2 separate regions of the Homo sapiens genome follow, and region 1 is linked to region 2. A link is a loop called in an ENCODE intact Hi-C map of the cell type or tissue named here. Cell type or tissue: CD4-positive, alpha-beta T cell. All regions are shown on one strand. Links, peaks and the distances in the headings refer to the core of each region. The heading gives the core; the rest is flanking DNA.

Region 1 (10,329 bases), core at 2,872-5,371, 170 kb before region 2:
GAACTTCTTGGAAGAAATAAGTTTTTTAAAACACAGCATTTGTGCGTGCATGGGAAGGGCCTTCTATTCCAGTGCCTTGGAAGAGTACTTGACTCTGACGAGGACAGCTGGTCAGCCACTGCTCAGAGCAGTTTCTACCACTTCAAAAGCCCCTTCAGCTCTCGTATATTTTACAATCCTACGGCCACTACAACATCCCCGTTTTACAGTTTTGTTGATCAGATAAAGAGCCTGGAACACCCCAAATCCTGCTGGAAGCTCTCCTAGAAACAGAATTCCAGAGAGGCCAGCACCTCCTCCTGGAATGTCCCCCAGTATTTGTCTCTGTGGTGCCAAAGCTCTGGTGTGTGGACCAAACACAAGCTAGCCTAGTGCAGGTTTTGTGGAAGTGTATGCTCAGGTCTTTTCTGATTCACTCGGTGGTCCTCCCTTGTCTCATTGTGGCTGGACACAAACAAGGAAATCTTCACAGTTTGGAGTCCAGTGGTTCTCACAAAAGCCCAGAACAGCCTGATGTCCACATGGTCATTTCCAAATCTCAAAGCGACATCTGAGTTGCAAAGTTGAAACTGATGGGGAATCGTGTGTCTCCTTCCCAGCTCAAGGGTCCCTTGACACGTTTCAAGGGCTCTGGGGGAAAGATGGCCTGAGATGAGAGTTACAGGCATCATGCCCCAGAAATAGAATTGATAGCAAAGGGCTTGAGGAGTTTTTGCCACTCCCTATTGACTGTTATAGAACTTGGAAGCTCGCCTGTGGGGCCTGGGATCCATCACCTCTCATAACAGGCATTAAACTGATGTCATTATTCAATGTCATTCGGTGCCATCAAAACAGGACCTGCTTTTGAAGGCCAGCCTGGACTTGAGGCTGATCTTTGCCATTTGACCAGCCGCCCGAGGGCAGACATGTTCCCCAACTCTTAATTTCTTCTAGAGACGTGCCGACCTGGCAGGATTGGTTTAGGATTAAGGGAAATGATGCACGCTCAGCACATCATAGAAGCTCTAGTAAATGTAAATGCTCTTTTCTGTTGTTTTTTCACATCATGGTGACAAATGGCTCCTCTGGAAGGTCCTGCAGATGTGAAACTGGGTGGTGGTGTCACCTGCTGACAGCGGTGGGTTTTTCTTCCCTTGGGTGCCATGAGGGTGAAGAGCTGGGGCGAATACTTGGAGGACGGGCACTTGGTTTGGTTCTGTTTTCTACATGTCCATCTCTACTGGGTTATCCATCCACCGGGTCACATATTGTCCTTGAGTTGCCCACAAGTCCTGGGGATCTACCAAAATGTCCCTCTCAACAGCGGTGACTTCCTGGTCTTGGGTGGGGGACAGTGAGCTGGATTGTGTCCCCGAAGTTCCGCTCAACCCCTCCTTTTGACTCGGCACTTGTTCTTCCCACCTGGTCTCAAACATAGACTATCTTCACAGACTTCTCGGCTTGGTTCCCCCTCCCCTAGAAAACGTCTTGGTTGGGAGTGGAGACACATACTCACACAGACCCACAACAGACACAACACACACAAACACACAGAGACACACACAGACACATACACACCCTGACACACACAGAGGCACACATATACATGTTCACACACATACACAGACACACACAAACTTAGAGACACACAGACACATACACACACTAACACATACACAGAGAGGCACACATACACACGTTCATACACATACATAGGCACGACACACACAACAGACACAACACACACATCATACACAGACTTACACAGAGACACACAGACACATACACACACTGACACATACACACGGGCACACACATATATATTCACACACATACACAGACACAACACACACAAAAGACACAACACACACAAACTTACCCACACAGAGACACACAGACACATACACACACTAACACATACACACAGAGGCACACATACACATGTTCGCACATATACATAGACACACACAGACACACACATTCACACACAGAGACACACACAAACACTAATATATACAGACACACAGAGACACACACACACAGACACAAACACACACAGACACAGACACACAGGCACAAACACAAGCACACTCGTTCATACCCAAGAGGGTCTCGTGGCTACTGTGGCCACTAGTTCATGAGATGCTGGAGTTTGTCAGCTGGCTGAAGGCAAATTATACCCTGCATGAGTTATCAGGTTGATAATTGCCATTACTTTTAACGCAAAAACCTCAAATACTTTTGCGCCAACCTAAAAGCTTTAGATTTATTTTCAAATAAAGTATTGTTGTGATTAACAGATTAATAAAAACATGCCAGGTCTTAGTTTTAATGATTAACTTTGGGGACTGAGTAGACAGTAAACATTTGGCTAGAATTTCCTGTCCTCAGATACCGTGCGATTGAAAGAAAATCCGCTTGGTGATGTGCTATTTATAACACTATTTTAAAAGGTTATCTTGTTCAAATGCAGCATGTGCTTAGGAGTTAAATCCCAGAACTGCCTGACCAAGAAAAAAAAAAAAGGTGCTTTAAAGTAGCATGTTGTCATAGTAGTGTGAAAATGTGAAGGTGCGACTGGCCGTATGTGAAATGAACGCATTCCCACAGTGACTCCAGCCTCTGGTGAGAAATCCCGAGTCACTCTCATGAGTCGAGAAGCCCTCACCAGATGGCAGGGCAGAGAGTTGCTTCCTCAGTGCTTTCAGGTAAAATCTTACATGACAGAGCACAAGAAAACACGTTACTCTAAAAAGCAAATTGACGGAATCTGTCATTAAAAAAAAACTAAAATTATACAAGACTCTTCATGTCTCAAGGAAAATAATGGAGAAGAAATGTCAGGCGCTGTGGTTTTTCTGAATAGATTTGAGCACATATGCACCACAAGCCATTTTTTAGGAAAGTCAACTTTTCACACATTTACAGAAATAATTTGCTTCAGATCTGCAAAGAAGGCTTGAAGCCACATGTGTTTTCTAAACTGCCAATCCACGATAATGTCTGGAGTATCTTTTTTTTTTTTTTAAATACCTAAATTAGATCTATGCAGAGTGTGGAAACAGCAGATAACTAGCAATACAGAGTTAGTAGAGGAAAAAAAAGGAACTTTCTTGAAGCGTCTCCCCTCCCCCAGACAAAGTAAAATGACTGTATTGTGCTGTTATCGACAGAGTTGCACGCAGCAAATGCTCGAATCATTTCAGAGATAATGAGACATTATGTTTCTTAGTTCACTATTTAAAAATATAAAACCAACAATTACAGATGGAAACTATTCATTCTGAGATTTATGGAGGGAAAAGCAGAAAAACAAAAAAAAAGTCCATGTCTTTCTAATGGCTGCGTATACTGCAGATAATTGAGCCACAGAAAGGGAGTTGTGTTTACAGAGAGAAGCCAGCGGGCAAGGAAGATGTGCTGTGGGTTTGGGCCTGGTTCTGACACAGTCTCAGCCTCAGGGAGGCCTCTGTGGCTTCTGTGCGTAGAGGCCACAGCCATCACCTCCCTGGGTCTCTGATCTTTCGTGGTCTTGCAATAGTTTCCAGCAGTGGGAGACCCCGTTACAAAATAAACGGTACCTCAGGCAGAGACTGATCTCACTAGGGAAGCCCATGATTGCAAGAAATGTCACACGTCTAACTACGGAGACAGGAAAGCCTTGCTATTTGAATCATTGAAGTCTGGGTGGGTGTACTAGTGAATATCTCATCATAGAATTTAAATGATCTTTCTCTATGTATTTTCAGCACTGTTCAGCAGCACAGGCATTGTTCTGGAGTAGCCCGTGAACTGTAAACAGATTCTCAGTATGCAGCAGGCAAATCGCCTTGGGTGGATACCTGAAACTTTAAGTGTTTTAAGCACTTGTCCTGAGATACATTTTTTAGATTATCAATTTGCACTGTGTAGATGTCAAAGCTTAATAGACAAAGACAAACTTCAGCCCAGCCCTGGTCATAATGAACAAAATTTCTGAAGTTAATAAAATCCTTAAAAAGTACATTATAATGTGTTTAAAAAAATCCATTTTTAGTTAATAGCAGTAATGCTACTATTCAGTGTTATAAACGGTTTTACAACCAGATTCAAACACTAGAATCTATGCCCTTCAAAAACATTAAACATGTATTTACTTTCATTGAAAAATACTCATTTGATTTTATTATATTTGTGAAAACATATTTTGCAGTATTTAAATATTGGCGTATTAACTGATAAATTATCTCCTGGTTCCTAGAAAACGTTCATTAAGATCTCAAAGGCTTTATCTGTATTTTACATGTTTCTCTGAAGAAAATGTATTATTTAGAAAACAAACAGTGTTGCCATGTGATAGGTTTTTTTTCAAATGAGACAACACAACGGAATAAAATATATGATCTGTAGCTGCTGAGGCTGAGTCAGTTCCTGTTTCAATAACAAGAGTGTCATCTGCTAAACTCTAACCAGCACAATTTGTCACCGTGGATGTGGCTTTATTTGTACATGTTGCCAGAAAGTTCTTAGGGAAAATTCACTCATAGTTTTCATACCAAAAAAGAAACTTTTGGTGAGCAGTTCTGGCTCCGGCTGTGGCCTTGTTTATTATTTATGCTGTAACCAATGCTTCCCTAATGGAAGGGTAATGCTTGCCTAGCTACATAAAATAATGCCTCAGTTTTCTCTGGGGAATTAATAATTTGCTCATGTCACCCCAAAGCTCTCACACGCTTGTGCGGTAGTTTTCCAAACAGTGAGCAGTGCGCCCCAATGGCATGGCAGAGAGAATTCCCAAGCTGAGAATCAGAAGACCTGCAGTTTTGTCTGGCTTTGCTAAGTGACTTTTGGATCTTGGACTTCTGTTTTCACATCTACAGAATTATGCCATTGAATAACATGTTCTCTATGCTTTCTTCTAGCGAAAAACTCTCTTAATTCTTTTTCTAGAATCATGAAATTGAGTTGGCAGTCTTTGCTTGGTCAGAGCCTGATGTTTCCTGAATTTAGAACTTGGTTCCCCCGAGACCCTCTGGACTAATTTAAAATGATTCATCCGCGTGAGTCATTGCCCTGCTGCCTTCAGGACAAGATGTCTATCTATTGTCTTGCTGCTACCATTTTTTACAAATAACTCCAGCTCAGCAGCTGCAGACTCGAGACCCTGCACCTGGTGACATCGGCCGGAAGACATCAGCTGGCTCTCTGCAGACACACCTGGAGGGAGGGTTTGGGAGGAAGGGGGCTGGGGCCTCCGGTCTGACCACCTCTGAAACACCATCCCAGGCTGTCTCTGAGGTTCATGTGGTTTGGGTCAGATTCTCAGTAGAATGAGAGGCATTTCAGGGACCTTCCAAGTCCTGAAAGAAGCCACTGGGCAAATAATTGGGTGTCACATTCCTTTTAGAGCCAGAAGGAAACAACATCCTATCAGAAGGAAGGGGAATTTCCTGCCATGAAAAGGAATCTTAGAGCAAAACCGAGTCATGGTTTTGCCCGAATTTTAAAATCCTGTTGCTTATATGGAAGCATATGGGTCCTAACAATTTCTCTTTCAAAATCCTCATAGTGAATGACATTATGGCCATGTTTCTCCCTCAAGTGTGTCTTAAAAATGCATCTAGAGTCTAACTATAAAGGCATCATTCAGTTGTAATAATTAACATCTTATTTGCATTCAGTACAATTCTAAGTTCCACATAAGTGTCTAATCTGGTGATGGGCGTTGTATGATTGCTAAGTAAATATTTGCCGTTGGTTATAAAGAATGAATAAGATGGGCACGGCCCTGTTTTCCTGTTGTCGTAGCCCAGGGTTGCCTTCTCTATAAACTATGTGTGACTGCAGCTGAATCAGTGAAGCCATCACCACCGGCCTCATGCATCACTGTCCTGTGGACCTGTGAGTAGTTCCAACACTCCCATGTGGTCAGCCTGCTTTACTTGAAACTCAGTTACATAAACCTGTTGAAGATAATGCTGCTATGTGATTGCTGACAACTTTCCAAATGCCCTGTTTGCTGCTCAAGCTGATGTTCCCAAGGAGAGAGTTGCAAGTATTGGAGGAAGCACCACCCTCAGGGAATGAGCTTGCAATCTGCTTCTCTGTGGCCCTGGGTCAGTCCCAATGTGAGCATGCCAAAGAGGACCCAGGCTGACGTTGGGGTTTCCATCCGTTCAGAATGACTTGATCCTTCCCTACCAATTAGAACTAATTAGGGTCTCTGGGTGCCATGAAGATCACGAGAAATGCAGAGTCTACTCCTGAATTGCTTTGTTTCATCAAATGTCTGTGGCTAGATATCAACTAGGGTTGCCATTTCCTGCTTCAGTTCAAATCAGACCGATAATTGCGTTCTGCAGTTGTCTCCAGCTAGCTGGTCCTCCCTTCCAGGCCCTCTCTCTGCCAGTCTGCTCTGTGCTTCAGGAGAATAATCCTCCTGCCATAGATTGATGGATGCCTGCACACTGCTTTCACTTCCCATTTTAAGACCTCATCCCTCCAGGCAGCCTCCCTTGGTTTGGAATCTTGGCTGTGAATTGCCAAACCTCAAGCCCCCTGCAGACTTACTTAGCTCTGCGTCCCTATAACATCCCATAGCTCCAGCCGTATCCGTCTGCATCCCAGCCCGCAGTGCGGTCAAGAGCTGTAAAGTCACTTCTCTCCTTCTGGCTGGTTGTTTATGTGGACTGACTGTCCTGCTGGCTGCCTTTGCTGATGAGAGTGTTGCCTTCCACAGAGATCAGGCCACCTGGGAGAGCCACTTCTGTCCACCCATCCCTGAGGGGATGCTTCTCCGTCCCTTCTGCATGCCTCCTGCACTCGGTGGCTGTGCTCTGGGAGAGTTACCCTGCGATCTACACTTTCGGCTGCACCACCCTCTGCAGTGAAGAGTGTCTAAGGTTTCCCTACTGCACAGAACACTCGAGATCCGTGGTGTGACAGGAAGAGCTTTCCAGCTGCGTGGCCTTGGGCCGTCTTACTCTCTGGGCCTCAGTTTCCTCATTGGTAGCATGGAGCACTGAAAGCTACGAACAGGAGCTGTGAGGGTGAATGGAGGATTCATGCCAGAGCCTGGTGGGATGCCCCTGCAGAGCAGATGCTCAGGAAACCCTCCTGCCAGCTCCTGGGGAGCACGGGAGGCGCTGGCTCCTTAGTTCTCTATGGAAGGACGGTTCTGCACCAGATATTATTATTAGAGTCTCTTATTTGGAATTCTGGACTTGTGTGCTCGACAGGGGCCTCAAGTCCCCAGTGTCGCTCAATAGTGACAAACCCAAATAAAAGATCCTGGCAAATGATTAGCAGCCTTTCCTGCTGCTGTGCTCATAAACGCTGTTGCTATTTTTGGGCCAGCATTGTTCAACCTGGATTTAGTTCTCCTTTGCTGTCTATTTTGGCTCTGACCTGCTCTGAAAGGGCAGGCTCCACGCCGGGTGTCACGCCCAATGGCTTCTCCACGGTCTTTGTCCAAATGGACTCAGTGAGGATATCACCAGCGGAAAAGTAAAAGATGAGAGGACTTGAAAAAAATATCTTCCATTCAGAATCTTTTTAAAAATATACTTTCAAACAAAGAGGTATTATAGAAAGCATTTTGCTTTTTCGTTTAAAGCTAAAGAAAATCAGAGTCACCTAGAAATGTGAGTTACTGGAGGAAGAGAGGAATGGTTAAGATCATTCTACAGTGTCTATATGTACTTATATATCCCAGTGTCTGTGTGTACATGCGTGTATGTCTGTGTATGTATGTGTGTCTGTGTGTGTCTCTCCATGTGTCTGCCTATATATCTGCATGTGTATACGTGTGTATGTATATCTGTGTATGTACATGTGTATATATGTGTATGTCCGTGTGTGTCTCTGTGTGTCTCTGTGTGCATGTATGTGTATATGTGTGTCTGTATGTATACATGTATGTCTGTGAGTCTCTTTGTGTGTCTGCCTGCATATCTGCGTGTGTGTGTGTATGCTCTGTGTGCGTTTGTATATGTCTGTGTGTCTGTGTATACACATGTGTGTCTGTGAGTCTCTCTGTAGGCGTCTCTCTGTGTGTCTGCCTGCATATCTGCATGTGTGTATGTGTGTATGGTCTGTGTGTGTTTGTATGTGTGTCTTTGTGTCTATGTGTATTCATGTGTTTCTGTGGGTCTCTCTGTGTGTCTGCTGCATATGTGCATGTATGCATGTGTGTATGGTCTGTGTGTGTTTGTATGTGTGTCTGTGTGTCTATGTGTACGCATGTGTGTCTGTGAGTCTCTCTGTGTGTCTGCCTGCATATCTACATGTGTGTATGTGTGTATGGTCTGTGTGTGTTTGTATGTGTATCTGTCTGTGTCTGTGTGTAATTCTTTATCTCCTCCGTTTTCTGAGCAGGCTGGTCCTTTGAATCCCAGGAGATAATTTTTCCTTATACTTACTAGAGGAGTCTGTCAATACAGTAGAAGCACAATGTAAATGGGGGATTAACACCTTGAGATAATTTGAATCCACTGTCATTCACCCTTTCTGAAATGCACAAGCTTGCAGGCACCTACCCTCCTGCTACAGGACAGAAAAAAACACGGTGGTTTTATTTCCATTTCTTATCACACGGTGTCCACTGCCTGAGCTGCACAGGGAGGCATTTTGTCATTTCACTGTAGGGGTCTCCTGTGGCCCCGAATCTCATGTGTTTGTGTCCCTAGGAGCTGCAGCCCCAACCATGTCATGAAGAGGGGTCGGCACGGGGGCTTCTGGCTGTGGCACACACACGTGTTAACCTATAAGGCTCACTTCCTGCCCACAAGGGTCAGAGTGTTGTTTTTTTTTTTTTGAGACGGAGTCTCCCTCTGTCGCCCAGGCTGGAGTGCAGTGGCGCGATCTGGGATCACTGCAAGCTCCGCCTGCCGGGTTCACGCCATTCTCCTGCCTCAGCCTCCTGAGTAGCTGGGACTACAGGAATCTGCCACCACACTCGGCTAATTTTTTGTATTTTTAGTAGCGACGGGGTTTCACCGTGTTAGCCAGGATGGTCTCAATCTCCTGACCTTGTGATCCACCCGCCTCGGCCTCCCAAAGTGCTGGGATTACAGGCGTGAGCCACTGCGCCCTGCTGAGAGTTTTTTATTGATCATTCAGTGATTCTGAAGGGAAGACAGTTCTACTCTCACTGCCAGTGACAGCACAGCCCAGGAGAGCAAGGGCAGGCTCCTCTCCAGGTGTGGCTGCTCTCCATGGCCTGGGTCATAGTCTGGAGATGACTGAAGAGTTAGTCTTGGGGCTGTTGCTTGTGAGAACTGGAGAGGTGTGTGTCATTATCTGAATCGGCCAGGCCCACGCCAGGGTGAACTGGGCTTACAGGAAATGCAGTCACAGGTGAGACAACCTTTGGCACCAGCTCCCAACTTTCAGTTCAGAGAACGGTGAGTTCCCGGTACAGGGAGTGGAAGCTGATGTCATTGAAAAGATATTGCCTTGCTTTGAAATCAGCAAGCGTGGTCAAAGTTCTCCAGTATATACACACAGAGGAAAAATGTGGCTCTGAATCACCATGGGCAGCTTTTTGATAAACAGATATTCAAAAAAAAAAAAAAAAAAAAACAACAGAAAAAACAGCCCATGTGTGGTTTTTCTGAGAATGCTACACGGCTTTCATATGTGCATTTTGACCCTAATTTCACTTACAACTTTCTCATAAGATACTGTTAGGAGTGAAAAGCCACAATTAGCTCTAGGCCAAGAGTGAATAATTTCAACAGCCTCTCTAAGATGGTTTATATTTTTGGAGCCATATATGGGTGAAAGTAACGATTTCCACAGGAGGACAAACAAAAGGAGATTTTTGCACACAACAGGGAAAAGAAAAAGGTTTAAACTTTCACATGTGAAAAAGTTCAAATTCCCAAGCCTTGCTGAACACAACCCCAGGTAGTTTTAAAATTTGCTTTCAATAAAAATTTATTTGAAATGAAATGCTTTACTAACTTTCATGGCTAAATCAGGAAACACCGTTTTCACTAATTAATATTAAACAGTTGGCGAGCACAGCACTTCTGGATGTGTTCCTTCTTCATAACTAAAAATGAGTGAAATTGTAATTGAATTCTGATGATAATCTTAATAGCATCATTCTCTACGTTGACTCCTTAAAGCAATTTTATATTTGCAAATTGTCTTTGCCTTCCTTTTAGCTTAGTTATATAGCTTGCTTTGCTCAAAGAGTAAAATTAAAGTCTTAACTAATGTCAAATGGTTTTGCTTTTCCTGTGTAAACATAAATATGTTAAGAAATGTATAGTAAGTTATCTTATTTTAATAGAGACTCATCAGTGCTAGTTATTTAGTGCCTCTCAATAGTATTTCTGGCAAACTGCACATGGCCTTCCT
Region 2 (10,329 bases), core at 4,129-6,628:
GAATCTACATTTTTCTGTTACATTTCATTTTGTTAATTCCTAAACGTTCACAGCTTTTGCATCTTGATTTTATCTGATGACATCTGTGCCTTTGCTCCCCTTTCCCAGGTGTTTACGGGACACCATAATCCGTCTCGCCATTCTTTCCCAAGGGGCTTTATTCGTTCTATCTCCATGCTCTTCTCAACATCACCTGCCACTGTTGGCTCGTGGACTTTTTCATTCATTCAGCACATTTTTGTTAAGTGCCTGTTATGTGCCAGGAACTCTTCCACTTTATTGCCAGCAATTAAAATTAAGTTTTCCTACTCCCTAGGTTTTAGACTTGCATTGATCCACAAATCAATCCTCTTTTGGTATATATCCAAACTAGGTTTGAGTCTTCCTCCATGAAGTACAATTCTGCCTGAGTTTCTTCCTCTTTGCTCAAATTCCAGTGTACAGTGTTGAGCAGAGCTGCTCAGGGAAGTGGTCTCCAGGCTGCTGGCTATCTGCAGACCATGTGCCATTGGTCTCTTACATGTTAAACACAGACATGGAGGCTGACCTCTCAAAAAGTTTTAGAGCAATCTGACAGAGTAATTTTATGTCGGTGAATTTTATGACTGGTAATAAAAAGACTGGCTTCTATTTTGTATGCTTTTTATCATTTCTTTTTCTAGTAGTTCATTTTAATTGTTTTAGACAAAATTATCAGATCTGAAATTTGTCAACAAATAAGCACACAAACAAAACCTGAACTGGTCCTTGGCCACATACTTTGCAAATAACTGGTCCAGAGGATACCTCTGTCCCAGTAATCAAGACACCAAGTTTCTTTGTGTTTTTGTTTGTTTTTTTGTTTTGCTTTGTTTTTTTGAGATGGAGTCTTGCTCTGTCACCCAGGCTGGAGTGCAGTGGCACGATCTCGGCTCACTGCAACCTCTGCCTCCCAGGTTCAAGTGGTTTTCCTGCCTCAGCCTCCCAAGTAGCTGGGATGACAGGTGTGTGCCACCATGTCCGGCTAATTTTTGTATTTTTAGTAGAGATGGGGCTTCATCATTTTGGCCAGGCTGGTCTTGAACTCCTAACCTGCCTTGGCCTCTAAAGTGCTGGGATTACAGGTGTGAACCACCGTGTCCAGCCAAGACATCATGTTTTAAACAGTCTTGAATCATTGGAGTTTGTCATTTTATGTTAATTGTGACTCAAACACAGGATGTCAGAGTGACCTGTGGGTCATTTTGTGTCCTTAGGAAGAGTGATTCACGGCCGGGGTCTGGGCATCTCTGTTTTTCTAGCGCTTTGATTGTTTTGCCCCTTCTCCAGTGCCCAGCATACCACCTAACACACGGCAGGTGTTCCTTAAGTATTTTGGATAAGAGAATGACTGTATAAAGTCAAGTTTAAACTACATCCAGTGTGTGTGTGGTGGGGTGGGGGGGAACACGTGTGTACAAAGAAGGTTGATATGGCTTCGGACTAAGAAAACATTTGCTTTCTGGTCAACTTCCTTCCTTTACATTTTGATGTAACACATTTCTGTCCTACAAAGAAAAAATGGCGCTTGAACATGGAACAAAAGTATCTTTTGTAGCATAGGATTCATTCTTAGAATAATTTTACTGCTTCACTGATCCCTGTTTCTGTCTCTGCACTCTTGTTTCTCAACAACAGCAAATACAACAACAGATACTAATGACCATTCTTCACAAACTAATTTATATCTCAATTTTTAATATATATGTTACATGTGGTGAATCGTGGCCATGCATATTAACATGGAAAGCTCTGACTCCTTACATGCACACATGTTAAGCACTGACTGTCCATATGCATATGTGCGAAGTGCTGAATAATTGGTGCATTCCTACTTGAGCTCTCTGCAGAGGCTGATTGGAAATATCATTCTCCTGGGATGTGTCTCCCTCGTCTACCTTGTCATTGGGGTAACGACGCCATGCCTAGGATGGAGCACCTTTCCTCCACCTCTCTCCTGGAGACTGCAGCGGTGTATGTTTTGCACATATTACAATGAATAAATTAAGTGTAAAAATAACACTTCAAGAATGTTTACCACTGCTTTAAGTTAATGGATTTCAACAAAGTTATCACGGCATTTATCATTTCTTTTATCTTGGTGATGGAAGTCTATCAGAAGCTATCTTTACAAATAAAACACAGGAGAGATTTGTGATGATATTTTGAATAATGTATTAAAAAACACGTTCACTCAGAAACTGAATGCATGCAATCACACAATAGGAGTTTTACCCTACATTCTGGATATAAATACTTAAGCTTTCACTTCAGTTGTTTGGACAACACAATAGAAGCATAAACTAGCGGGGAAGAACAGCTAGTCGACTGAGCAGCTAAGACCTACATGTTATATTTGTTTACTTTAAATGAGTCTTTCAGTCTTTATGAAAGTGAAACCACCTTTGCAAAATAACTGAGGAAATTATGACAGTCCAAGGAATCAGACCTAACCGACCCTATCTTGCTTCTAACCCTTAAGCTGTCCTTGTTCATTCCTCGGCGTAGGCCGAACTAACTTTGGGAAGGAATTCAGTTCATGGTTTGACTCTGAAACATAATTGATAACAGCCCTTTCCAGAAAAGAACCCCTTCTTGCCTGGGGACCAGTCTGCCTCTGCAGGACTAACAAATTAGCTACAAGGTTAGAAATTACAATATAGGGGTCATGCAGCCTCTGGCTCCAAGACTCTGAACCTCCTCGAATTGCTCCTGGGGATAACATCACTATTGTAAAACCTATAATCAGTGCTTGAGATATGTTGCAGATCCTGCACCTCCATGGATCAGCTGACACCACCCAGAACAGTCATCTGGCCCAACCAGTTCTGCCACCCCACCCAGGAACAGAAGACAGCAAGAAAACCTCACTATGACCCTCTATGATTCCATCTCCAACCTGAGCAATCAGCACTCCCCACTTCCCAAGCCCCTACTCACCAAATTATCTTTAAAAATTCTGATCCCCGAATGCTCAGGGAGACTGATTTGAGTAATAGTAAAACTCCGGCCTCCCACAAGGCGGGCTCTGCGTGAATCACTCTTTTGCCATTGCCATTCCCCTGTGTGGATAAATCGACTCTGTCTAGGCAATGGGCAGGGTGAACCCATTGGGCAGTTACAAAAGCAACCGAGGATTCCCAGCAAAAGATAATGTGGAGAGTATTCCCTCCCACCCAGGGTACCCTGTTCTCTTCATCCTGTGTGCCCTTGTTCCATCACTGAAATCCAGACCTTTGGTCTTAAAAATAAAAGCCAGAAATTAGCTACCAAATGTTGGCAGTTTTATAAGCTACAAGAAAGCAATAGGCTGCTCTTAAGTTTGCATTTTGTGTCAGATATTGGCTAGGGTTAAAGGTTCAAGTAAATTTTATGCCTTCCACTATTTTGTTAGGGTGAGGAGACAATATTTCTAGCACTTTTCCAATGATCAACTAAATATGACATATTTATGCATGAAATTTCTTGCCTCTGGATTTAATGAATATGACTTTTAATCCTAAGGATGGTTTTATCATCATCTAGCCAAGATTTCACGTTTTCGCTGCTTCTGTCCGAGTGGTCAAGGAAAAGATAAATGGTAAATTGAAGGTTTAAAATAATGATTTTGTCAGTAAATCAGTAAATACTCCATATTTGATGGTGGCTATGACTTTGAAAAATTTTAAAGTTTGTGTTGAAAAAATGTGGCTCTTCTTCGTCTTGCACTTTTTTCTTCTGGGTAACAGTAAGATAACATTTTTTTTTTTGAAACAGAGTATAGCTCTGTCTCCAGGCTGGAGTGCAGTGGCATTGATCTGTACTCACTGCAACCTCTGACTCCTTGGACAAGTGATTCTCCTGCCTCAGCCTCCTGAATAGCTGGGATTACAAGCACGCACCACCACCCCCAGCTAATTTTTGTATTTTTAGTAGAGACATGGTTTCACCATGTTGGCCAGGATGGTCTCGATCTCCTGACCTCGTGATCTGCCTGCCTCGGCCTCCCAAAGTTCTGGGATTACAGGCGTGAGCCACCGCGCCCGGCCAACATTATTAGTTTTTAATCACAGCAATTTTTGTTAGTAACAAATTTAAACATACATAGTCCTTTTGCTCTCTAGCATCTACAATACTCTTGGTTCAGGATTTAAGAGGTGTTACACCCAGATGTGACTGTCCTACGTGTGTGCTCAAGGCTACATTAAGAATTTTTTTCTCTTTCCTGCCACATCTTTTCTTCACCCTGTGTTTGCCTGTGCACCTGCCTCTTCTGGAAGCAGCTATGAGGACAGGGTTTCCCCATCACCCGTGCTCACAACCCCACACAGTGCCTCCCATAGAGTGGGCTTAGTCCATTTTCACTTGCAAAAGAAAACACACTGGCTCCTCTGTGTAATTCTGAATTTTAGAGGAGATCTTAATTCAGTAAATTACTATTACGTTTTGAACTTGAATAATGAATGTAAGAAAAACTGCAGTGCATGAGACAGGAAAGCTACTCCCTCTCCACTGATAAATACTTATCACTTGGAAATAAAATTTTTAAGCAATCAGAAGGAGACTTCATGTAGAAAATGGGCCTGGCACTGTTGTCCTGCAATGGAAACGGAGGCTTTGTCTCCAGGGTTCCAGGAAATGTTTCGAGTTAACTCTAACAAGGCCATATTCTAAGCATAAAAATTTAATGACGATACATAATTTTAACAAGTCTGAAGTCACTGATTAAAGAAAATTAAAATGGTGTGTATGGTAGGTGCCTTAACTCTCCTTAGAATATAGAAGATTATTGATACTGCAATGAAAAAAATGGCTATCCTGTTTTTAACCTTATTTTTTAAAAGAAAAACTGAACAACATGTTTGACATTTGCCACCACTTTTGGGTTTAGTTTTACAAGGTTATTAATCACAGCACACTTTGATACTGGGGGAAAGAGGATTGGAGTTGAAGTAGAAAAGCTAAGGCCAAGCCATTCCAAAATAATGAGACTTCTCTTTCAAATATGATTTTAATTATAAAGCTATCTCTGACTTTCTGCAGTATCAAAACTTGGTTTTCTTGGAACTCAGATTATACTAAGAAAAAGGCACAGAGTCAATCAAAGATACACAAACCCACTTCCTCTGAAGATGTAATCACACAGTCCGCACCTCACTGTGGGCCTGCCAGCCCCATGCCCAGGGCCCTGGCTTCTCGATGACCAAGCTTTGTAAGAGCCCCAGAGTTTCCCATTGGTGCACACTGCCCAAGGTAGAATGAAAGGGAAAATTCCAAAGAGGCCAGAGAAGTATTTTCTTTTTCATTGAGAAGAAGAAAGTCATCTTAAAGTTGCATTTACTTTTTCCTTCATGAAAAGCAAACACAGAACAAAACAGAAACAGAATCAAAATCAAACCAAAAAACCCGGGGAGAGAACTTGACGTCCTGGGGCAAAACCTGAAGCATCTCAGTCATTCCTCCAGCAAAAGAAGAAAAGTCAGAAAGAATCCCTGAAAACAAATCCTAATACAGCCATGTGCGTGGTTGGCCTCTGCCCACAGGGCTGCAGCCTGGCTTGGGGATAAGCCTTTTGATGTATGTGGCTTTCTTAAAAACAAGGAAATCCTGTTCTGCTAAAAAATGTCCAGTTGCTGTGGTTCTAAGAAATTAAGTAGCCTTGACTAAGTCAATTCTATATTATTTTAGTTAAAAGAGAAAAAAGAAAAACTTCAATCACAATGGAAGCATTTAATCTCATTGATTATTTAATCAAAATATATTTAAGTCATACGGAGGACCAGTTAGCTAGCTAGAAAGATGAGCAGTAATCTTATGGGTTGAGGAAAACAAAAACAGAAGAGGAATAATTTGGGTTTCCTCATCCTAGTCAAGTTTTCTTTTCCTTTGAAAATGCTGTATTAGCATTTAAGGGAGTCCGGTCTTGGTTCTCCCATTTTATGCTAAAGTTAATTAAATTTTGTCTTTGTATCTAATTATAAATGTCACAAATAACTTTTTAGTAGCTAAAAGTAGTTCCACTGCAAATCCCTATATTTTCTGTTAATAGTGATATTAACTAAATAATAGAGATGTTTATCAGGATAGTAGCTATGTGTTTAGGCAAAGCTGTTACCCAAATAAGTTACAAGCGTCTTGATGTAGGTTTTGCTCATGAGCATGTTTTTCACTCAGATAAAGCAAGTTACTTTAAAAGGTGAGCCCATTTTGCTAAAATGACTCCCAGAAATCCATTCAAACAATATCATATTTCTGAATGTGAAACCCTTTTATTGTTATTATTTTAATTTTAACCCTTTTATTATTATTACTTAATTATAATTTGAAGTAAGCAGTCTTGCTTACTGACGTATGTGTCTGAGTAACTTTTCAGTTGTGTTTATCTAATAACCTTTATGGGAAAGGAATCTTTTTGCCTAAAATTGTAGTTAGCCAGAGAAATGTTTAAAGGACAACCAAAATTTACATATATTATAAATATTATATATATTGTAATAATATTTACACATGTAATATTTGTATATATAATAGTATTTACATATACACTATTTGTGAAAGAAAAATATCTTGGGCCCCCAAATTATCCCTCATTAAGCTAAAAGGATAATTCAAGCTGGGAATTGCTTAGGGCAAAGGTGCTTTCCCTTCTATTCTCTCAGCTCATTGAGATAAATGCATATCTGATTGCCTCCTTTGAAAAGGCTAATCAAACACTCAAAAGAATAAAACCATTTGTCCCTCACCTACCTGTGACCTGAAAGCCCCCTCCTCACTTCCAGTAGTCCCACCTGTCTGGACTGAACCAATGTTCATTTTACATATGTTGATTAATGTCTCATTTCTTCCTAAAATGTATAAAAGCAAGCTGTGCTCTGACCACCCCTTGAGCACATGTCATCAGGGCCTCCTGAGGCTGTATCATGGGTGCGCATCGTCATCCTTGGCAAAATAAACCTTCTAAATTAACTGAGACATGTCTCAAATTTTTGGGGTTCACAGGTTTATACATATATTATATACTATATACACTATATTATATATTAGATACACTCTATTAGCTCTTTGGGCAGAGCTAAGATAGAAGAAGAGAAGGAGTTTTGGAAGCAGAGGGGTAGGAAATAATGGAAGTGATCTAAGAATAGCTAACATGGGAAGTTCAGAGAAATGAAGAAAACTAGTATGAAGATAAGACCATGGTAAGTTTCAGCTGAAGAGAAGTCGGATTTGGGATTGGTGATACGGTGGTATAGTTTGTTGTTTTGTTTTGTTTTGTTTTTTTTAAGATATTAACTAGGAACGGTTTTCCCTGTCTCCTCTCCTTCCTTCCCCCATTCTCAATCTGCCAGCCGCCCCTCTGTGGGGGTCGCAGGGATGGTGGGAAACACAGCAAGCCCAAAGAAAAGCCTTTGAATCCCTCATAGGCTTTGAGTCCTCAAGGCCTGAATCCACCAAGCTGATTGTTCCAGAAGTGCCAGCAGGAAATGCCTGGGATCCCCTCAGAGAGACCAGAAGAAGGAAGGAGGAGCGTGGTCAGGAAGAGGCCCTGTGGGCTGGGAAGAGGGGCGGTCTTCCTCAGACGGGTTCTCCGTCAGCAGACCACCCAGCCGCAGCTGTTTCCCTGCAAGCATCATCTGTGATTCCAGTGAGTTCTCACCAGGGAGGTGTTTTTGCCTGGGTTCTAGCGTCCCAGGGAAAGGTTTTGCAAGGCAAGATAACTAGGTCATCGTTCCTGCCGCATAATCCAATCAGATAGTCTTTTCTGACCCACCAAAGTGGAACTCCTATAAAAAATAATAATTATTGAGAAACAATTTTGACTTATCTAAAGCATATTAGGAGATGTTTTATTTTTCTCTCACTTTTCATACTCCATTTTTCTTCTTTTCTTCCAAGCCTCATATCTTTTCTTGGAGGAAAACCACAAAGGGTTCCCTGACGGAACACTTCAGGGCCTTTTCATCTCAGGCCTCTTTACAATCTTTCAGGGAAGAATAGCTTATAATTTATCAGAAGGAAGGGAGGTCAGCCTTCCTGAGGGGGTGTCAGGCTGCTGGAAATGTCAGAAGTTCGGTCCCCCACCCCCTGAGTCACAGAGCAAGAGGCAGCCGCACGGGGCCACTTGGTGTGTGCAGCTGCTGCAAGGCTGCAGCCTGGAGGCATGTGGAGATGCTCCTGCAGTAACAGAGCACGCTAGGGGATACTTCAACTTCTTGCATCTTGCAGCTTGACTTACATTTAATTCGATAACCACTGAAAGGTTCTCTGCAGTTTATCAGCCTGGTCCCTGAATTAGATCCCTGAGGCAAGCTCTACTCATTCTCACTACTCTCTCTCTACCCCGGAACACTTGTCTCTCCCTCATGTATCTCCCCTCCCTCTATAAAGCCTTTCCCTCAGTGATTTCACCCACTCCCATGGATTTGACACTTCCTTATGTTATCATCTAAAGACCAAACTAACCCCTTTCTTGAATTTTTAGACCTTACTAGAGGTATCATTCTAACTCCTGTCTACTGGGAGACTAGATATCGTCTCTATCTTGAGTGCTCTCTCTAAAGCCATAATAGATACATGAACAGATGGATGGCTGGCTGGATGGATGGCTGGCTGGATGGCTGGATGGATAGATGGATGAATGGATAGATGGATGGATGGCTGCAGGGATGGATGCATGGGTGGATGGATAGATGGATGAATGGACAGATGGATGGATAGATGGATAGATGGATGGATAAATGGATGGATGAATGGATGGATGGATGCATGGATGGATGGATATGGAGTGATAGATGATAAATATATTTGGATAGATAGATATGGATAAATAGCTAATTACATTTATAGACAAATAAATATAGGTGATTGACGGAGATACCGTGCCTTCTTCTGATCCACATGTTAAGAATAGCAGTCTTGCTGTGGCCTCTGTTCTTAGGATTTCACATAAAACTGCTTCATCAACACAATAGTGCTCTCCACGTTGCTAAGTCTGATGATATTTTATTCAGAATTATTTAATTTGAACTTTAGGAGCATTTGATGCAGTTGACCATACATTTCTTCTTGAGACCCTTCACTATTTCCTGATTTTCCTTTTACTTTATTGGTTGTTTCTATCAGGTCTATTTTGCTGTCTCTCTCTCCCCTTCTCAAACTCTGAATGTCAGAGAGAGAGATTCGTCACCCTCTTTTCTTCTCTGAGAGTCCTTCCTTCCTGGGTGACTTCATGCAAACTTATGGCTCTGAAAACATCTGTATGCAAATAGCTCACTCTGTACTTCCAGCCAAGACTTCTCTGATTAGCTCCAGACTGTCATATTCATTGCCTACTTGACATCTCCATTGAACTATCTCATCAATTGTGCAAGTTTGATAGGAACAAAAGAAAGTTCTCCAGCAAAGCTAGTAGGTATATAAATAAATAAAAAGATTAACAGTGTTTTTCTAGTCCTCTTTGCCCCAGTGAACAGTTCCACCACTGCTCTAGTTTCTCAAACTTCAGGCTTACAATTTCAAGCTAATTCCTCCCTTTCTGTTATCTCCCACATCTGATCCATTACAACATCTTATTGCTTCCATCAAGTGTGGCCATTTTCTGCTGCTCCAGCACCAGCATCTCAGTCCAAGATGCTATGATCTTTCATCAGAATGGACCCAATAGCTTCCTAAATTCCCAATGGGTCCCACGCTACATCAACAATTTCATTCACTCATTTACCTAAGCCATAGTTATTGAAGACCATTATGTTTCTGACATTATTTTAGAGAGTGAACATAGAATCATATACAAAATTAAGGTGATTGTAGAGCAAGAGATAGACTGTAAAAGAGTAGATGAATAACTAACTAATTTATATCAAGCCTTTGGTGAGGGCAATGAACAAAGATGAAGACGGGAAAGTCTAGCAGATGGTGGAGATGGAAGGTGTTGTTTTAGACAGGTGTCTGGGGAAGCCACCGAGAAAGCTTCTGATGTGGAGATCCAGAGCAAGAATTAGGAGCAAGGGGCATAGCAAATGCCTGCATCATTGTCTCAGCTCTGGACCTGCTTCCAAACTGGTGAGGTGTGGAATATTTCGAGCAGAGGAGTTGCATTATCTAACATGCTCTGAAAAGGTCTCTTGGCCGATGGGTGAGGAAGCACCTCATTCCCTGTAATACACATAAGAAGTCATTCCTGTCCACTAGTCTGTGCCGTGCTTCCCATGTTTGCTGCCGTTCAGCCCAGTGGCCTCTCTCCCTGGAATGGAATGTGCGATCTGGTGGACTGGCTTTGGTATGAGCTCCTCTCTCCACTGTGACACTGTTGTCCTTTGTCTTCATGTCTTCCTG

Evidence for each region. Peaks named below come from ENCODE experiments on the same cell type or tissue, not always from the same donor. Only the 100,000 strongest peaks of a DNase experiment are listed, where the experiment ranks them.
Region 1: a loop joins it to region 2, with 1.9 times the contacts of the local background. A loop is called at or near these places in 4 of 110 quality-filtered maps.

The regions. Positions count from the first base shown.
Region 1 is chr10:3,800,976-3,811,304 of GRCh38, forward strand. It overlaps LOC105376364 (a long non-coding RNA gene), which reads left to right and starts at 5,743. Exons shown (of 2, transcript XR_930580.3): 1 at 5,743-5,862; 2 at 6,701-7,542. RefSeq lists enhancers at 2,446-2,757, 2,854-3,165, 4,694-5,195, 5,196-5,697, 8,420-10,329 and 2 more, cis regulatory regions at 2,525-2,692, 4,944-5,211, 9,140-9,485 and a silencer at 5,602-5,896. In CD4-positive, alpha-beta T cell, for the core only: no CTCF peak of the experiment used is centred there; DNase peaks (open chromatin) are centred at 3,116, 3,516, 4,416 and 5,086; H3K4me3 peaks cover 1,232 bases; H3K27ac peaks cover 2,500 bases.
Region 2 is chr10:3,967,689-3,978,017 of GRCh38, forward strand. No RefSeq gene overlaps it. Among named protein-coding and RNA genes, the nearest start is that of MIR6078, 18 kb to the right of the region's middle. In CD4-positive, alpha-beta T cell, for the core only: no CTCF peak of the experiment used is centred there; DNase peaks (open chromatin) are centred at 4,253 and 5,163; H3K4me3 peaks cover 726 bases; H3K27ac peaks cover 1,892 bases.